Regions from separate parts of the Mus musculus genome. Here region 2 is linked to region 1. The links are chromatin loops, found by intact Hi-C in ENCODE. Cell type or tissue: heart. All regions are shown on one strand. Links, peaks and the distances in the headings refer to the core of each region. The heading gives the core; the rest is flanking DNA.

Region 1 (10,119 bases), core at 3,398-8,397:
CCCAGAACTTTTATCTCCAGTTGCATATGTAGCAGAAGATGGCCTATCTGGCCATCATTGTCAGGAGAGGCCCTTGGTCTTGCAAAGATTATATGTCCCAGTACAGGGGAATGCCAGGGCCAGGAAGCGGGAATGGGCGGGCTTGGGAGCAGGGTGTAGGGAGGGTACAGGGAACTTTTGGGATAGCATTTGAAATGTAAATGAAGAAAATATCTAATAAAAATTGAAAAAAAGAGAAAGATTATCATTTATTTGTCATAAAATTCACTAATTCCAGCTATATTATTCAATGATTTATTATAAACTTGCAGAAATACCATGACTACATTTTTATTTTAAAACACTTATTTGTATCATGTCAAAAAGCAACCCCACACTATTGTGGATGCCAACGAGTACTTGCTGACAGGAGCCTGATATAGCTGTCTTCTGAGAGGCTTTGCCAGTACCTGGCAAATACAGAATTGGATGCTCACAGCCATCCATCTTACTGAGCAGAGAGTTCCCAATGAAGGAGCTAGAGAAAGGACCCAAGGAGCTGAAAGGGTTGCAGCCCATAGGAGGAACAACAATATGAACCAACCAGTACCCCAGAGTTCCCAGGGTCTAAACCACTAACCGAAGAATACACAAGGAGGGACTCAAGGCTTCAGCCCATTACGTAGCAAAGGATGGCCTTGTGGGACATCAATGAGAGGAGAGGCCCTTGGTCCTGTGAAGGCTCGATGCCCCAGTGTAGGGGATGCCAGGACAGGGAATAGGGAGTGGGTGGGTTAGTGAGCAGGGGGAGGGGCAGGGGATGGAGGTTTTGGAGGGGAAATGAGGAAAGGGGATAAAATTTGAAATGTAAATAAAGAAAATATCTAATAAAAAAGTTATTTTCTTTTTCCCTTTCTGCTCAAGGAAACCATATCAGTATACAGTAAAGTTGTATAGAAATGGAATCAAGCGGTATGCAGGCTTTTGTATCAAGCTTCTTTTATTCCATATCAAGCTGACATTTTCACTGCATCTGAACCGGAACCTTCCACCTAAGCTGCTATTGAATTCTTTATCCACAGACACTAAGATACTGCATATTGTTATTCTCAGCCACTACATTTTGGGCGTGGGTTTTGTGATTACTGCGGGGAAACTAAGGCCCTCTGACATTCAACGTGTCATTAAATCCAACCGGAAGGCATTTACGATCAAAACCTGTAGAGCTGGTAGTGGTGGTAGCAGCGCATGCCTGTAATCCCAACACTAGAAGGGAGCAAGCAGAAGCAGCAGCAGTGTAGTTCAGCTCACGTTACATCCTGAGTTGGAGGCCAGCATGGGCGGCCTGAGACTCTGCTTCAAAACCAAGCAAAACCTGAGGACAAGTTACCTTACAATTGTGTTTGCTTGCTTTGTTAATTTATTTTTTTTTAAATATTTATTTTACTTGTATTAATATTTTGCTTGCATGCGTGCACCCCACAGGCCTTCCTTGCTGCCCTGCAGAAGCCGGAAGAGAACGACATTGGATCCCCTGGAATGGGAGTTACAGATGGTTGTTGAGGGGCCCATTCTGGTGCTGGGAATCAAACCCAAGTCATCTGGAAGAGCAGCCGGAGCGCTAAACCACAGAGCCATCTCTTGAGCCAAATGCTCTGTTAATTTAAAGGAGCTTTAATCTCAGCTCAGGTCTATCTGTGTCAGTTTGAGGCCTGCCTAGGCAGCCTCGAAAGTTCCAGGCCAGACAGCCATTTCCAAATCCGAAAGAAGAACCTTCTTTATTTTTAGGTCCATGCAGAAGAGCAGATGGATAAAGAAGAAATGAAATGGCGGACTATCAAAGAAGCTATTAGCTGAGAGTGAGTTTGCAGGCGGCCAGTGTGAGGCTTGGTTATGATCGGGGAGACTTATCTTGCCATCTGCAACCCCGAGACAGTCATTTAAGGACTCCAGAGGAAGGAAGGGGAAGGTGGAAGCCAGCTTTGGATTCCGCTTCAGAGTCCTGTGAATGGATCCGCACATCATGGAGTGCCACCAAGCAAGACCTGCCTGGCTGTGAAATACTTAAGTGATGAGAAATCAGTAGCACTTTAGTCGGTCTTGGGATGATTTGACTGATAGTGGGGTTGTCTCAGTTTCCGAATGCAGTGAAAGTTCATCCAGTATCTAGTATTAACAATGGGTGCTTGTGTCTGTGTCTGCCTGTCTATCCACAAGTCCACCTTGGATGTCTTTCTTTAGGAGCTTGCTATCTTGTGTGTTCTGTTTTTTGTTTTTCCTCACATGCTCTCTCCCTGGCTGGACGGTGAGTTCCAGGGATCTGCCCAGCTCTGAGTCTTCCCCAGTGCTGGGATTACAAGCATGTACCACTACACCTGCTTTTGTCCCCCTTCCTTTTTAAACTGCACTCTAGGGATTGAACTCAAATCCTCCTGCGTTTGAGTCAAGCTCTTTACTGGCTGAGCTAGCCCTGAAGCATGGGTTTCAGGCTTCCAGGCTTTAAAATGCGGTTTCTTTCGGTTGTGAGTGTGGAGGTTGAGGTTGGTCGCTGATTAGATAGAGATAGGATCTCACAAGGTGATCCGTTGGCCCAGCTTCTTGAGTGCTGGATTGCAGGAGTGAGCAGACACACCTAGCTTGAACTCTTTCTGACATTGTTTCCTTCTTGCTAACTGTTTGTTCTCCCTAAAACTAGCTCTGTAACACACTTTCCATTTTTCTTCTGTTATTTGACATTTAACAAAGCATTTGGCTTCTGCTTATGAATATAGTGTTAGAATTGCTTCTAAGTTTTATTCTGCTTTTTTTTTTTTCTAGTTTCTACTGATTTGTTTCTTCCCAAGACAGGGTTCCTCTGTGTAGCCCTGTCTGTCCTGTAACTTGCTCTGTAGACTAGGCTGGCTTCAAAATCACAGAGATCCACCTGCTTTTGTCTCCCAGGTTCTAGTATTAAAGGCATGAATCATCATTGCCTGGCAGGAAATCTTTTTCTACAGGAATTAAACTTTCTTATACAGAAATTTATATTAATTAATTGTATTTGGCCACTTTATACAGTTTTTACAGATATATGCTATGCCTGCGTGTGCAATAGAAGCTAATATGACAAAGGAACATCTCTAGTATTTATTTTCATGTTTATTTATGCACAACATGGAACTTCATTGGTCATGATAACTTTTGTTTTGCTCTCTGTTATATCTTTAATGTGTTTCTTTTTAGTCACATAGCTTTCTATTTTTTATTCATGGCCAGCTGTTTATCACTAAATATACAGAATCAATGATTTCCCAGAATTCAGTAAATTGCATGTAGCGTCAAAAGATAGAAATAAAAAGATAGAAATGGGGCTGGAGAGATGGCTCAGCAGTTAAGAGCACCAACTGCTTTTCCGAAGGTCATGAGCTCAAATCCCAGCAACCACATGGTGGCTTACAACCTTCCATAATGAGATCTGATGCCCTCTTCTGGGGTGTCTGAAGACAGCTACAGTGAGTAAGAGGGGCTGGGCCAGAGCGAGAAGAAAAAATGTCTGAAGAAAACATCTACAGTGTCATTACATATAGTAAATAAATAAATCTTTAAAAAAAATAAAATGAGATTTACAAAAGAGATAGAAATGACAACAAATTTAGTATGAGGATTTGGTTTTTTGAGACAGGATCTGGGTATGTATTCTAGGTTGGCCTTGAATTTAAAGTATTGCTACTGCCTCAGGCTCTGTAATTCTGGGAATTATAGGTATGTGCTACCATGCCTGGCTGGATGCTGTTATTTAGCTTTTACTCTTATATGTCAATAAAGTTCTACAATCCTAGTACTAGGGAAAATTAAATACTGACCTTAACTTGAAATGTCTATGGAATCTAGTAAACAAACACACAGCATAGACAAACATATTATTGGGGGTGGGTTATGAGTGTCACAAAGGAGGAAGCCATAAGGTATTTGGAGATAGTCATGGTGTCTCAGATCAGCAAGGGGAGGAAGGCATTACAGAGAGTACAAAGAACATGAGTCAAGTCAGGGAAGAACAAAAAAAACCCTAGAATGCTCTGAAGAACGGCATTGATTCAGGGGGGCTGGAAACTAGTGGGTAATAGAACAGCCTGAGCTAAAACAGGGAGATTAGGCAAAACTAGATTGAATGGATTGTCAAACAAGTTGAGGAATGTGGACTTTTAACTTCTAGGGAAAGGGAGCAACTACAGATTAAAATGGTTTCTCCGGGGCTGATGGCGTAGCTCAGTGACAGAGGGCTTACCTAGCTGGGGCCAGGTCCTGGCTTCGCTTCCCAGTACGCCCTAAACCAAACAGAGACTGTTTCTCTGGATGGATTGGAGAGAGAATGTACTGAAGACAGCACATGGGCGGCAACTAGGGTAGTTAAGCGAGAAGCCGTGAAGGCGGAGCCACAGGTAGAGGGCTGGGGAGCCGGTGAGGTGCATGGATTGTGAAGAGAAATGGATGGGTGGAGGTGGGGAGTGACTCCCCCCCTCCCCGAGATCTTAGCCTGGGGGTTTATGCCACTATAGATGAAAAGGGATATGCCTTAGGTCGCTGGGAATTAGTTGATTACTGATGCTGCTTTCCCGGAACAGTAAACATGCGGAATCTGCCTCCATTCTCCACCCTCGGCACATTCACCTGATTATACATTTCAGCTGAGAAGTAGCAGATAGCCTTTAGGACAGGCAGAACAAAATCTGGGCTTCTCAGTGGATTCAGTGTCTCGAAAGCCCTGGACATAGAGCCCCCCTGGGTGCGTGTATTTCTTGTTAACTATCATATCTTTCCCCTAACTGATATACCTGCCTCAAGCATTGAACTTAGTGTCTCCCCCGTACATTTTACTTTCTAGCTCTCCTAATTTCTTTATTATAATGCTTTATTCCTAGTTGCTCCTAGCCTGTCAAAATTGAATCCAGGGACTCATTACTCTATGTCCTCAGAGAGATCCTTCCAGCCCCCTAGTTAACATATTGTAACCTCATCGATTTTTGTATCTTTTGTAAGCCTTGTGCGTGTTTGGTCTTAAATTTTCCTCGTTAACCTTTGTTCCGTGCCGCGGTTTCTTTTCTACAACCTGAGCTAAAAATCGCAAAGAATTGACCCGGTGTGTGTGTGTGTGTGTGTGTGTGTGTGTGTGTGTGTGTGTGTAGTGGGGGCAGGGATCTGATTTCAAATTAGCAGACAGCCTGGAAAAGCAGGCGATTCTGCGACTTCATGACATCATACCCTGGGGGAAAAACACTTTTAGATAGAGGGATCACCGGTCTCTAGGGGGACGTGTGAGAAAAAGTGTGAGCACAACAATTTGCTGTCGGGGGAGTTCAGCATCCCTTAAAGGCTGTAAGATGCTGCATACTTTAAAGTAGACAGAAGGACCTTAAGATCATGGGATTGCCCAGTGATGGTAGTGTCCTTCCCCTGAGGTCAGCGGTACTGACCAGCACGCGCTGTCCTCGAGAGACGCTTAAACACTTAGCAAAACAGGCCGGCCCCCTGGCCCCGCCCCTGGAGGTCTGGGCCCCGGGCTCCCAGGGAACTCCCGCAGGTCTGCGCGCGCAACCGGCACAGAGGGTCCGCGCGTCGCGGCGCGCGCAGTTGTCCTGGAGACGGTGGCGCGCGCACGCGCACGCGCGGCGCCGAGAGCGTGGCTTCCCGTGTGAGCGCGTTCTTTTGCCTGCGCGCCGCGTCCCCGCGCCGGGCGCGCGCCGGCCTCTCCCTGGCGCGCGGCGTGACGGCCTCGCACGCGCCCCGCTTGCGCGCTCTCCGGCGCCGCCCCCGCCTCGCACGCGCCGCGGCCCTGCGCCCGCACTGTGCGCCGGTGCGGCAGGCCGTGGGAGCATCCGGGCATTTCCGCAGCCGAGCGGCGGTCGGGCTGCGGCGGCCGGAGCCTCTCATGGCCGGGCGGCGGCCGGCAGACGACAGGCGAGCGGGGCGCTGAGTCCCGAGGACGCACAGGAAGAGCGGCTGCGGCCGGGCGCGGGACTCGTCCTCCTCTGGCGCAGAGCTCATTCCAGCCGGAATCCCGAGATGCATCTGCATCAGGTCCTCACCGGGGCTGTCAACCCTGGGGACAACTGCTATTCGGTGGGCAGCGTCGGGGACGTCCCCTTCACGGTGAGCAGAGCTGGGGCCTCCCGTAGGGCCGTGAGCGACGAGCCCACCCACGCCCCCTGGGCTCTGGGCTTGGGCGGGGGTAGGGGAAGGATGAGGAATCACCGCCCTCGTCCGCCCGCCCGCCCGCCCGGTGAGTGCGCGGGTGGCGGGGATGGAAGGTTCGGGGCAGCCCCGGGGTCTGCGGTGCCGGGAGGGAGGTGTTGGCAGCGGCCGAAGCCCGGGGCGGCTTCCACCTGCTCCTGGCTGGCAGCGAACGGTCTTGGTCTCAGGGTATGGAGGCGGTGCTGCTCCCTGGCCTCCCGAGCTGCCTGCGGCTTTAAACGCGCCCTCTGTATCTCCCTAGGTAGAATTTTAGCATACGGGAATAGAAAAATCCGCTCTCTCCCTGAAAGAGTTAGAATGGAAGTCACCTTTTCATGAGTGGCCTGTCTTATCTAGCTCAGGGTTCCGTTTCGGTAATCCTTTCAGGTATTAACTTAATCTTTGCAAGCTAGTTTTTTTTTTTTTAATTTTTTTAAAGCCTGAAGCAGTGTTACATTTTAAGACTTTCCTTGGGCGTGTGATAAAAATGTATGTAAACATAGCGTTTTGGAAACCAGCACCTCCCTACACGACATAGTCAGTTTCTCAGCCAGATGGGTGGGATTCATCAATCCTTTTTTGAGAAAAGGCTGATAAAATCAAGCTCTCCCAGAGATTATTTTGTAAGATTCACACGGATTAATAATGTTTTTTATATTAAGTATATACATGGTCCTTCTTAGAAGGAATTGTATTAGTGAGACCTCTATTAAGTACATATTGATAATCATTATGCTTAATTAAATTGGATATTGCTTAGTAATATGCTTTTTAGACAACGGGAACCATTTGATTTGATGTCTACAGCAGCATGTTTGTAAAACTGCAGGAAAAATTACAGCAAAACTGCAGAATCATTATGTAGCACTGCATTCTGGAACACTTTATCTGTTTTTAATGTTTTGTGATTCATTTAAAAAAAAAAACCTCAACAAGGTTGCTTCTTGGCCTTAATAATTTTAAGATGTAGTCAGCTCAGGTTTGTTCTAGTTTTGAAAGAATACTTTTAAAAATAGGGTTGTTTGACATATTATTCTTTCACTAATCAGTGGTGCTGAGTTTGCTACACATGTGACTTAAAACATCAGTCTAGGGCCCTGTGACATGGCTTGCTGGATAAAGGTGCTTACTACCAAACCTAGAGACTTGAATTCAACCCCCTCATGACTCACATGGTGGAAGGAGAGGACAAACTCATGCCAGGTTGCCCTCTGACCTCCATATGCTTACTGTGTATTCAGGGTTGCCCCTCCCCCACAATGAAAATCGTTAAAAAAAAATACCAGCCCAATAATATTAACATAGGCTGGAGCTTGGTCTTTAAGTGTGTGGAGGCTGTTTGGAGAATAGAGAGAGAAAACACACACACACACACACACACACACACACACACATAACCTTTGTGTCTTTCAGGAAAGGAGGAGGACCTACCGTAGGATCATAAGAGAGTTTCCTTCAAGAAATAAATCTGGATTTTCGATTATGGAGATTTCCCCTTGTGGGGTGCTGGTAGTTTACCGGGTTCATCTAAAAGTGAGGCACTAGCTGGGTGTGGTGGCACACACACCTGTAGTACTTAGGTGGTAGAGGTATGAATCTATGCTTAAGATAAACGAAACAACACCAAAAAATAGTGTTTCTCTTAGCTCCCGGCAGAGCTGGTTTACAGAGTTAAACTAGATTCTGCCTGGAAAGGCCAGTCAGTGTAAGAACCATCAGTGCTTTGCAGGTGCGGGCAGGCCACAGGCCATCTGTGGCCATAGTTCCCATTTGAATTTATTCTGTCACCGAGTCTGATTGTGTAATGCCTACCAGATTCACCCCTTTCAGTGTCTGTACTCGCCACCTTGTGTTAGTGTGGAAGCTTCCAAATGGGATGGATGCCTTCCACTCATCCCAGCCATTCATTGCTTCTCATAGCTGCTAGGGGGGTGGGTTTGTTTGTTTGTTTTTTTGTTTTTGCACTATTCCATCACGCCCCTTCCCCAGGAATATATAGTCTCTCCTGGGAGCCACATAAAGAATCATTGTCAGATATCCTACTACTTACTGTCTTTCATTTTGACTCTTTTCCTCACATTGATCCCTCTGTGTCATAGTGATCTAACCAAAGCCCATATCTTAAAATATTTATTTTGTTTTAAATTATGTGTATGTGTGTATGCTAGTGTGTGGGTCCTTGCAGGTGAGTACAGGTGCCCTTAGAGGCTGGAGGGGTCAGATCCGCTGGAGTGAAGTTATAAGGGGTTGTGAGCCACCTGGCATGGATGCTGGTCACAGGCTTCAAGTCCTTTGCCCTTTATCCCTGAACTGTCTCACGAATCCTGTGGACTACATATTCATGTCCATTGGGACAGCCTTGCTTATTATTTTCTCAGCTATATCTTGAAAATTTTATTTGGTTTAGAATGCTGACTGTGACAATCTTTTTTTTTTTTTTTTTGGTTTTTCGAGACAGGGTTTCTCTGTGTAGCCCTGGCTGTCCTGGAACTCACTCTGTAGACCAGGCTGGCCTCGAACTCATAAATTCGCCTGCCTCTGCCTCCAAAGTGTTGGGATTAAAGGCGTGCGCCACCACGCCCGGCTTTGGCTGTGACAATCTTATTTTGACCCCTTGGCAAGCTCAAATAACAAATCTATTTGCACATGTTTCATTTTAGTATCTTAATTATGAAAGCCATGTTCCAGTTACCTTGCTGTGAACTAGAAATGATCTTCCGGGCACTATGAAACCATATTTGCTTAAAGATAAAATTGTTTCCAAGCATTCCAGAATCAACTAAGAAATGCCTCAAAAACTATATATAGTAAAGGCAAAATTGCCGAAAATAAAGTCTCTTTACATAGAGCATGTCAGTTGACTTTATAGTTTATGTTTGATAAAGCAGCCTTCAGTTCTGGATCAGGTGACTGAAGGACTGCCAGGCATGGCTGGAATGAGTCTTGTGACAATTCATGTGGTGGTTTTTGTTGGAAGTTTTCTTCTTAACAGCCTTTCTGTACTGTTTGTGTGTGCTTGTACATGTGTGTTTGTGTTTGTATGTGTTTTCCTCTAGGTGCAGGAGGTATAGAAGGAAAGTCTGCTTTGTAGCTAGCTAGTGGTTCTTAGTTAATGTGTTGCCTGATGTATTTGGGATCTTTTCAAAATAGAATAGATAATTTACTTGGAATCTATAAACTGAAAAAATTGAAGATGAAATTGTAAGTTTTTCAATGTTTGTGACATTGTAATAATGGAAAAAGAGTGCACTGTGTATTTCACTGCATGCCTTGAGCTTGGTGGGCCGGCTGTGAGTGGCTGCTTGGCGATGTCATGATGGTCCGGCATATGCTGTGTGGACATGGTGAAGCTTGTGGTGTGTGTGTCCAGTGATGTGTCACTTCATAGGTGATGTGTTAACTGGGATGGTTTCCATTTTCGTCCTGCCTGTCAGGTGACAGCAGCTTTTATTCTCTCATCATCCAACTGTGACTATTTTAAAATGACATTTTTGTATATCATTCTTTAAAGCATCACCTTTTTTATTTTTTATTTTTTGGTTTTTTGAGACAGGGTTTCTCTGTGTAGCTCTGGCTGACCTGGAACTCACTCTGTAGACCAGGCTGGCCTTGAACTCATAAATTCGCCTGCCTCTGCCTCCCAAGTGCTGGGATTAAAGGCGTGCGCCACCAGTGTCCAGCTTAAGCATTACCTTTTTAAAATCAGTCTGCTTGTGTGTGTGTATGAGAGAGAGAGAGGGAGGGAGGGAGAGAGAGAGAGAGAGAGAGAGAGAGGGAGGGAGGGAGAGAGAGAGAGAGAGAGAGAGAGAGAGAGAGTGTGTGTGTGTGTGTGTGTGTGTGTGTATGTGTATGCGTGTAAAACATCTAAGTTTTAGACATAGTTATTCTGAAGAAAGTTAGATCCTGGGTAGTCCAAAGGTGCTGTACCGTGTC
Region 2 (10,119 bases), core at 1,946-6,945, 59 kb before region 1:
TCTGAGCTATGAGTTCCAGCGAGACAAGGGTATGAAGTCCCCAAGCAGGGAAGGGTTTTCCCCTTAAGAGCCTCCTCCTCCTCCTCCTCCTCCTCCTTCTCCTCCTTCTCTTCCTCTGTTTCACAGTTATCTTTTTCTTTTCTCTTCTAACACCTTTATAAAAGAACACATTATTTTGTGCATACGACCACTCGTGAGCGTAGAGAGTGGGATGGGGCATGTGCACCAAGATGAGTGTGCTGAGCTCAGAGTAACTTTGCAGAGTGGCTTCTCTTTTTCTCCCATGTGGATTCCAGGTCAGTCAGTCAGGCTTGGGTGCACAATTTAACTGCTGCGCTCTCTCCCCGGCCCTGGTTTGGTTTTATGATACAGAGTTTTGTTATTGAAATCAGGCTCACAGTGGGCTTTGCAGCAATCTAGTGCAGCTTCTATTTTCTGAGCAAGACATTACAAGCGTGTTCCACTTACTTGTCTCTCTTACTTGTTTTGAGACAAGATCTCATTATGTCACCTAGGCTGACCTTGAGCTCAATCCTCCTGCCTCAGCTTCTGAGATCTGAAATACAGACATGGAAACCATGTACCTGACTACATTTTATTTTCTTATTTATTTATTTTTAAACATTATCAACTCTTACATTATTTGTGTTTAATTTTATTAGTAGTTTTTATTATTTAATAAATAATTTATTTATTATTTACTTATGTGTGTGTCTATGTGTGCCATGACACATGTAGAGGTCAAAAAATAACTTTCAAGTTGGTGTCCTCCCACCACTTGTGTCCTGGGGATCAAACTCAAAGCTTAGCACCTTTACCCACTAAGTTACATTGCTGGCCCTCTTTTTAAAAATTTTTTGCTTGTTATTACTATGTATGTGTCATGTGTGGAGGTCAGATGACAACTTTTGGGGATTCATGCTCTCCTTCCATCTCGATTATGTGGCGTTCAAACTCAGATTGTCATGCTTGTGGCAAGAACTTTTATCTACTGAGCCACATCACTGGCTGAAGTCTTACAAAACAAGCCTATCCACAGCGACACCAGGAGAGGAAAGGAACAATGCAGAGAAAACCACATAAAATGGCTGGAGTGACACCTGGAGAGGATGGGCACAAGTAAAGGTTAGAGGGATGACTGGGAGGACACAGAGAAACCGAAGTCCTGGCCTCACCACAATCCCATCCCAAGTCCCACTAATAAGGTTTTTTTTTTGTGTGTGTGTTTTTTGTTTGTTTGTTTGTTTGTGTGTTTTTTTCCTATGCTTTTACATTTTTATAGTAGAAATATGGTTTCCACCACATGGCTACGTTCCCAGTCATCAAGCCTTTAGTCTATTCCCACAGGCTGCAGGGTAGTATGCCTTATCTTCAGCTTCCTGCTGAATGGCATACAGATAGAGATTTGGGGATGAGAAATGGACAGGGGTAGGCAGTGTTAGCATTCCTTCTAGGTTCTACCCCACAGTTACCTGGCCAACAGGCAGGTGTGCCTGACTCACTATAAAAGGAGCTACTTGCCCCTCCTCACTCTCTTCTCTTGCTCCTCTTCTCTTGCTCCCTTACCCTCTCCCCCCTCTCCTAGTGCTCACGCTCAGCTTCTACTCCTCTCTCTCTCTCTCTCTCTCTCTCTCTCTCTCTCTCTCTCTGTATGTCTGCCTTTCTCTGTCTCTACTACCCCCTCAATTTCCCTCCCCATGCCTTGAATAAACTCTATTCTATACCATACCTGTGGCTGGTATCTCACGGGGAAGGGATGCCTCAGCATGGGCCTGCAGAGATATCCCCTCCCCCGACACCATACCGCTCCTCCACCAAACATACACCTTCCTCTCTTTCTTTTCTTTTTTTATAAAACACAACAGGCAGGATCTAAAGTGAGGGGCAGAAGCACCTTCTGGTGGGTGACTAGGATCCACACAATCCTCTTCACCAAGGAGGATGGCAGAGAGCAAAAGGGAAGGGGAAATTCCAAGTGAACACCATGATAATGTCTCCTTGTCCGTTCCTGGGACTTGAGGGATTTTGCAAGCTGTGTTTTCTGAATGTCCATCTGTCAATAGACTGTGCACATCTTCCATCAAGGCACCTGAAGCATTAAGTAAGATGAGCCCCTACTTGTTCCCAAGAGTAGAAGTGCCATTACAGTTGAAGAGGAGAATGCAAGAAATATATGTATATGTATGTGTATATATATAGCCAACATATACTATATTGGTATTTAGAATATATAGTACTGATCACTACACTCTTCAGCTATACTTCTCAGTTAGGTGTTTGGCACCAAACTAAAGTAGGAAGAAATCCTCAAAAAGCTCAGATGAAGCTCCTAATAGACTTTAAACAAGATTTAAAGGGACCTTTTAGCTCTGTGTGTGTGTGTGTGTGTGTGTGTGTGTGTGTGTGTGTGTGTGTATGTATGCATGTATGTATATGTATTCATCTCTCTTTACCAGTTGTACTACCTGCTCAGAAACAACAGGCTGAGGTAGGAGGGTTGTGAACTCAAAGCTAGCCCGATCTACATGGCAAAGCTCTTTCTCAGAAAAACAAACAAAATGCCTAGAACAACCACCACCAAACAAACAAGTAAAAAACCTGTTATGTAGAATCTTGTTTCAATGATTATAGCAACAAAAACTAGACTGCATATCATATATCTTCTCAGTCAAGCTTTAATTACAAGAAAAAGGTGTGAGGCTGGAGAGATGGCTTCCAGAGGACCCAAGTTCAGTTCCAGCTCCCATAGCAGGCCTTCAAAACTACCTGTCACTCTATCTCCAGTGGATTTGGTGGCCTCTTCTGACCGCCCCAGGCACTGTACTTATGTGCACATACACACACACCTACACACACACACACCTACACACACACATATGATGTATGTAAACATATATACACATATATAATTATATATAATTTAAAAATAATAATAATTTTAAAAAGAAGTAAAGGTTTTGTTGAAGAAGTAACAGCACTCAGGGCTGGAGAGTGAGATGGCTCAGCTGTTAAGAGCATTTACTGCTCTTTCAGAAGATCTGACATATCTGCCAGCTTATAGCAGTCTGTAACTCCAGCTCTAGAGACTGTAACATCCTTTTCTGGTCTCCACTGGCTTTCACCTACACATGGCAGGCATATAGATGTAACATACATAAAAATAAATCTTAGAAAAAAAAAAAGGCCTGGTGAGATGGCTCAGTGGTTAAAAGCACTGACTGCTTTTCCAGAGGTTCTGAGTTCAATTCCCAGCAACCACATGGTGGCTCACAGCCATCTGTAATGGGATCTGATGCCTTCTTCTGGTGTGTCTAATGACAGCAACAGTGCACTTATTTATAATAATAAATAAATCTTTGGGCCAGATTGAGCAGAGACTGAGCTAGCAGGGCCAACCTGAGCAGCAGAGGTCCTAAATTCAATTCCCAACAACCACATAAAGGCTCACAACCATCTGTACAGCTACAGTGTACTCATATACATAAAATAAATTAATAAATAAATCTTAAAAAAAAAAGAGGGCTGGAGTGATGGCTCAGCAGTTAAGAGCACTGACTACTCTTCCAGAGGTTCTGAGTTCAATTCCTAGAAACCACATGGTGTCTCACAACCATCTGTAATGGGATCTGATGCCCTCTTCTGGTGTGTCTGAAGAGAGCAATGGTGTACTCATTAAAAAAAAAAAAAAAAAAAAAAGAGTAGAACAACACGGCCCCAAAGTGATGTAAGCCAGGCAAAACTGGACAATACTGGTATGTCGCTTTTGTTTGTTTTTTTTTTTGGTGGTGCTAGGGACTGAACCCAGGGCCTCATGAATGTTAGGCTAGCTCTCTGCCACTACACTATTTCTCAGCTAAATTGCTTTTAGTTACTATATTCTGTTTTCTGAGATATAGTCTCATGTACTACAAGTTGGCCTGAATCAGCTAAGGATAACCCTGAACTTCTGATCTTCCTGCCTCTGTCTCGAGGGCTGGGATTACAGGAGACCATACTCATGTAGCTAATCTCAGTTTTGGCAGCCCATGATGGACTTGCCTCCCAGCGGAGCCACCAGGAGCCTTTGACTCAGGTTTCATGCAGCCCAGCTGTCCCAAGAATAGACAGTAAGGACAACTCCATTGCTAGTAGCCTTCCTTGTGGGCCACTGATAGGTCCCAGAGTTGCCAGGACTCCTGAACTTCCGTGTGTCTGGAGGGCTTTTCCTAGCGGTCACCTTGATGGGGCGGCTGAAGATAGCCAATCGTTTAGGAGGGTATTGGTTAACCTCCTCTACCCTGCCTGCATTATTAAATTTCGTGAAGGCCTCACTTAGCAGAGTGGATGTAGGGAGTGATCTAGTTACTTTCCTTAAGGTCTTGAACCAACTGAGTAGTGTAACCTATTGTTACCAGAGCCCATTCCTCTGCTGAGGTAGAGTTTGCTTCGTCTGTTTCCTTTTTTAAAAAGTTATTTTATGATTTGAGTGTTTGACTGCGTGTATGTCGGCTTTTTGAGGATGGACCTGACTTGGGTAATCCCGCAAGCTCAACAACACACCTATTCTCAGTCTAGGATCAGAGGCCGGAGGATTGTGCCTGTTCTACCACACTAATCCATGGGATTTTCAGGCTCACAATCGCCAGGACCGACCCGGGGTGCCAGTCAGTGTGCTGGTTGGAACGGGAGGCGCACTCAGTGTCCAGTAGTCAGGCGGCCCTATGAGGCCACCGCTTGGCCACCTCAGTGTGCTGCAGCAGCATAGACTGAGCAGGCCTCTGTCTCCAGGGAGAAGTCACCTCTCGGGCCCCGCCTCCTTCCACCAGGCTGCGCCTCCGCCCCAATCCGGCCCCCGCCCCCGCCTAGGCCCGCCCCGCCCCCGGCCCCGCCTTTGCCTCCCAGCCCCTGCACCCCTCCCACTGAACTGCGGGACCCAGCGGAGCGGGCCAGGCTAGGCTGGCGACGCTGCCCGCTCCCGGGCTGGCAAGGGCCGCGGGCACCGGGCTCGGGGCTCCAGACGCCGCCGATGGGAAGCAGCACTCGAAAGGGCGAGAGACGACGCCGCGGCCACCCATACCATCGCGGTCACCATGGGGAACAAGCAGACCATCTTCACTGAAGAGCAGCTGGACAACTACCAGGTGAAGCCGGCGCGCCGCGGCCCCTGTAGTCCTCCTTTTTGTCCTTTTCCCAGGCCTCGCAAAAGCGGACTCACAGAGGTTCAAACCCTGCCGCTACCTTCAGCGCGCAGCGTCGCCTTAGGTGGATGACTTCCCCTTGACGAGCCTCAGTTTCCCAGGCCCGGGAATGTTAGAACATTCCAGTTAGAGTATTCTGTCAGATGCGCCTCACCCACCCCGTCTTCTCTTCCTTATTGACCTTCTTTCTGCCCTCCCAAGCTAGACCCCAGTCATTTCTTCCAGCCCACTGGGCATGACCCTCATCCCAGAAAGGGCTTGGTGTAGGGGGAGGACAAGAGGCCCCAAATGCAGGTTACAGGTTGGGGTGTGTTGTTTATATAACTACGTACCCACATCTCTTAACCTATTTTGTGATCCTAGTAGCCCTTTCACCCCGGATTCTTCCAAGTTCAGAGCTAGCTGTCCATATCAATGATCTCACAGCCCCCAGCCATGTGAAAACTTTTCTGTAGGTATGCGAGGGAACCTTATCTCCGGGCTGGCCCAGAGTCTTGCTCAGTTGCTTTAGCTCACCATGTAATGTCTCCGGACTTTCAGGGAACAACAGCTGTGGAGTCTTCTTTTTATCGCCTAATAGGTTAGGAGTGTTATGTCATATGTATTCCTATCTTAGATGTGTGCAACTTTTGTGAATATTCAGTTAGCGTGGAGCGGTTACCTCCAGTGTGACCCAAGTGATAGGATATGTATTGAGAAGAGCTCTAGTGGACAGGGGAGGTCAATAGCTCTTGGTTTGACTAGAAGGTTCAGAAAGAGTGCAGAGCTTGCATGAGGACTTGGGAAGTCAGGATTTTTTTTTCTGCCAGAAAGTTCTGGAAGGAGGCGTTTTAAGTGGAGGTAGATGCAGGCAAAATAGCCCAAACCCAGGAGAGAAGAGTGGTCTGGGGAGAGTGGGGAGCCTGCATCCCCATTAGGACCAGCCCGGCATTGGGTCAGACCCAGTCCAGTGTTGAGTTCTGATCCTTTGCCAGGGCCCAGCTAGACCCTGCCAGGGGAAGGAGAGCCATGAAACACGAGAGCCCCACATCTCCTTTCCTCTGGCTCTCTAGCATGCCCAACCCGGGCCGCATGGGGGCCCCAGGGTTACATTCCCTTTTCCAAGTAACTCTGGGCTTCCTGGAACTTCGCAGTCTGGTGGTCTTCCCTCCCTGAGGCCAGATGCCCGGTTTCCTGCTCGCCAGATGCCCCTGCAAGATGCCCAAAGTTTCGGCTACCGCCCTGGCCACGTATGTGCATGGCACACTCCTCTCTCATCCTCTCACGTGCCTACGCAGGGCTCGCTGCCCCCCCCCCCCCCCGTCCGCCATCCCAATGCTATGCTTCAGCCCATGCCTTCAGTTAAGAACTAGCCCCACATATGACTCAGCCTTCTTTGCATCTCACCTTGAGATCCCCTCATCCATCTCAAGACTGTGACCCTGGCCAGCCCTCCAAAGCCTCCTGGGGACAGAGGTCTAACTGGAGCTTCCTGGTCCTGTGGTCTTCTCTTTTGTCCCTCTTCTCTTCATTCTCTCCTTCCATCCCCCACTTCCTCTTCCCTCCTTCCTTCATCCTTCTATCAAGAGACAGCATATGCCTCACTAGAGTTGGGATGTCTGTGTACTAGCCAGGCCCCTATAGGAAGCCCTAAGAAGCCATCCATCAGGCCTGAACAAGTGAACAGACATAAACACTGTGCCCGCTCTAGCAGGGAGTTTTCTAACACAGGTACAGACGCCTTCTCTCCAGGTCATTCTGGTATCTTGGGAAGCAGAACAGGGCTCATCCTAGCCTGGCCTGGGTTCAGCTGGTCTCCAATTTCCTTCCTTCCTTCCTTCCTTCCTTCCTTCCTTCCTTCCTTCCTTCCTTCCTTCCTTCCTCTCTCTCTCTCTCTCTCTCTCTCTCTCTCTCTGTCTCTCTCTCTCTTTCTTTCAAATTAGATTTATTCATTTTATGCATGAGTATTTTCATGTATGCATGTGACCCTGTGTGTGACTGTTGCCCATGGAGGCCAGAAGAGGGCATTGGGTCCTGGGACTTGAGTTAGATGGTTGTAAACCATTCTGGGTATTAGGAATTGAACCCAGATGTTGTGTTAGGGCAACAACTGCTCTTAACCATTGAGCCATCTCTCCAGCCCCCAGTTTCATTTCTCACTTCAAGCCCCAGGCACCCTGCAGGGCTTCCAGTCAAGCTGGTGCTGTTGTCTCAGCTTCTCCTTGACCTCACCGTGGGAGTACACAGTGGGCCCATGACACCTATCCCTCTCCAGGCTTTCCTCTGGCCACTGAATGGTTCCTACCCGTCAATGCTGCTGTCTGTGCTCCTCTCTTTCTGTGAAGTGTTTTCTAAGCACAGAAGAGGCTTGTGAGGAAAAAGGAAGGAAGGAAGGAAGGAAGGAAGGGAGGGAGGGAGGGAGGGAGGGAGGGAGGGAGGGAGGGAGGGAGGGAGGAAGGAAGGAAGGAAGGAAGGAAGGAAGGAAGGAAGGGAGGGAGGGAGGGAGGGAGGGAGGGAGGAAGACATGTCTATCATACAGTTCAAGGAGGGCAAAGAACTCCATATAGGGATTCTGAAGTCCTGGGTTCAAGTTGTAGTTGGGCAGTTGACACTATGGGAGTTAACAAGTTGAGGCTCTGTTCCGGGCCCAGGTTCCACTTCTGTGGTGGGAATTCTTTCAAATCCAGCTAGGCTTATGTCATAAGGCTGTCATGGGGATCGACTCAGGCCATTCTGGAGCCTGACCTCCAGCCATTCAGTGATTGGTAAGGCCATTCCCAGGCTGGGTTGGCAGAGCCAGAGAGGAGTCCCATCTCCTTTACACAACACAGATAGTTGACCACTGCTATAGGCAGGCCAAGTAGATAAGAAGCAGAGGCCAGACAGAGCTCTTGAGTTGAGATGGGAGGGAAGGGATTGGAAGGGCTGGAGAGGAGGGGGAATTGGTGGCACATACGTTGGAGGCAGAATTAAATTTTGGAAATCACCTCCAGGCTTTTACTAGTAACTAGAAGATCCCAGCCTGGCCTGTTTGGTGCTTCCATAATCCTGACCCCAATTCTTCCAGTCTTGCCCCCCCCAACACAATTATCACTTCTGTAAGACAGGGAAATAACACCAGGGTGGTGCCAAAGATGAAATGAAATTGGCAATTTAGAGTCCCTCGTGCAGGGTGCATAGTAATTGTGTACTGGCTGTGAGGTGGTTCTCAGCCTGGGCTGTGTTTTAGAATCCCTGAGTGATGGGGTGAAGTCGGAACCCTGGGGGATTGAACCTAAAGCTTTCTATATGCTAGGCACTCTATTACCATTGATGCTTATCTCCATGCCTAGTTTTCTGTTCACTCATAACATTTTTAGACAGTATCTCACTCAGTAGTTGAGGCAGGTCTTGAACTTGTGACCCTCCCTCCTTAGATTTCTAAGTAGTTGGGATTACAGGCCTGTTTAGAAGGGTTGAGTGCCTCTAAAGACCACTGATGCCTGGAGGACACAGGGATGTCACATTTCATTGGTCTGAGGGGTGGCAAAGTCCAGGTATTTTAAACTGCTCCTCAGGTGGCGCTGCCCTGGAGATGTTCTCTTGCTAGTAGGAATTGGCACACAATGTGTGTGTGTGGGGGGGGGGGTGGGGGGGCGGTGGTGCTTTTAAAAATACAACTTCCTATCCAGAGTTTTAGAGTCTACATTTATATCATGTTCCCAGGAGGTTGCTGCTATGGCTTAGGCACCGTTCCTTAAAGAACAGTGTCCAGAAGGTGAGTCTAGTTGTGCTAAGGTGGCCAGGATATGTGGGAAAACTACTTTTGCTAGTAGCACTCTGGTGGGCTATGTATAGGTAGAAGGAACTCTGGGTGTATTAGGACGAACACAGAGACTGGAGCCCGGACTCCCTCTCCTCTGTCCCAGTTCTGTGATGATGCTTCCAGGTTAGTTAGCAGAGCCCTCACCCTTTCCAGTTGGTTTCTTCAGATGGCAAAGCTAGCCCTCTAGATAGGGAGAGTGTTCCTAGGAAGCTTTGTCAGGCTGCCTTTGCTGCCTGCTCTTGGTCTCTGAGACCAGCTGAGGAACCAGCCCATATGCCCTCAGCCTACCTGACTCTTAGCCCTGTCAGACACGAAGTTTTCTGTCTGTGTTGGGCCGGGATGGGGTTGCTGCTTCTCATCTTGAGCTTTTTTTTTCCTGACTGCTGTAGAGAAGACATTGCCAAAAGCCAAGGAGAGCCCTTCAGGAGAAGCCCCTGGGTTTCTGAGATGGGCACAGCCGCACGGAGTCCTTCATCTGTCTCCCGATAGACAGCAAGTAGCTTGGAAAAACAGACTTGCTAGGCTTCATGGGAACCTGGAAATTGCACCCATCTTCCTCTTTGCCTACACAGAGGCAGCAAGGAAATCCCTAGCTATTGTGTACATACTGTGAGCATCCTCTTTGGCCAGCCTCAGTGTGCAATCCTGCCAGCCTGGTGTCTAGCAGCTCCAGGTCTCCCAGAGCCAGCCTGGCTGTTGGTGCACCCTGGGCCGTGTCCACACGCCCCCTCATCAGAGCAGTGCTGCTTAGCATAAGGCCACAGGAGGCCCTGTGGGCTCTGGGTCTGCAGAGTCTGAGGCTTGCTTCCTTCATGCTACAATAGTGGGCAGAGGCAGAAGAGCTGAACAGCAGGAGACAAATGGGAAAGCCCTGCATTGGTGGACATTTTAAGTCTGGTGAGCTGCTTTCACTTCCTCTCTCCTCCATCTGACAGAGTAACCATTATCTGAGACTCTAGGCCTTGAACAGATGTACCTCAGCCAGCCAGGAGGTCCTTACAGAGTCTAGATGCTACCTGTCCACTTCCCTTTTCTGGGGTCTGCCCCCATACTGCAGGCCCTCCATCTTTCTCCTGCCCCCTTAGTGTGATATCCCTTGTCCTTGCAGCCTGAGACCACAGATTATATGCTTGGAACCATAAGTTCCCAAACTCGGGA

The links. Peaks named below come from ENCODE experiments on the same cell type or tissue, not always from the same donor. Only the 100,000 strongest peaks of a DNase experiment are listed, where the experiment ranks them.
Region 2: a loop joins it to region 1, with 4 times the contacts of the local background. A loop is called at or near these places in 2 of 42 quality-filtered maps.

Annotation. Positions count from the first base shown.
Region 1 is chr9:54,497,337-54,507,455 of GRCm38, reverse strand. Dmxl2 (Dmx-like 2) reads left to right here and starts at 5,830. Exons shown (of 44, transcript NM_172771.2): 1 at 5,830-6,105. The coding sequence starts at 6,019. In heart, for the core only: no CTCF peak of the experiment used is centred there; a DNase peak (open chromatin) is centred at 5,555; H3K4me3 peaks cover 2,907 bases; H3K27ac peaks cover 1,469 bases; H3K27me3 peaks cover 964 bases.
Region 2 is chr9:54,554,969-54,565,087 of GRCm38, reverse strand. Cib2 (calcium and integrin binding family member 2) reads left to right here and starts at 4,898. Exons shown (of 6, transcript NM_019686.6): 1 at 4,898-5,120. The coding sequence starts at 5,070. In heart, for the core only: a CTCF peak has its summit at 4,707; a DNase peak (open chromatin) is centred at 4,767; H3K4me3 peaks cover 1,079 bases; H3K27ac peaks cover 847 bases; H3K27me3 peaks cover 1,651 bases.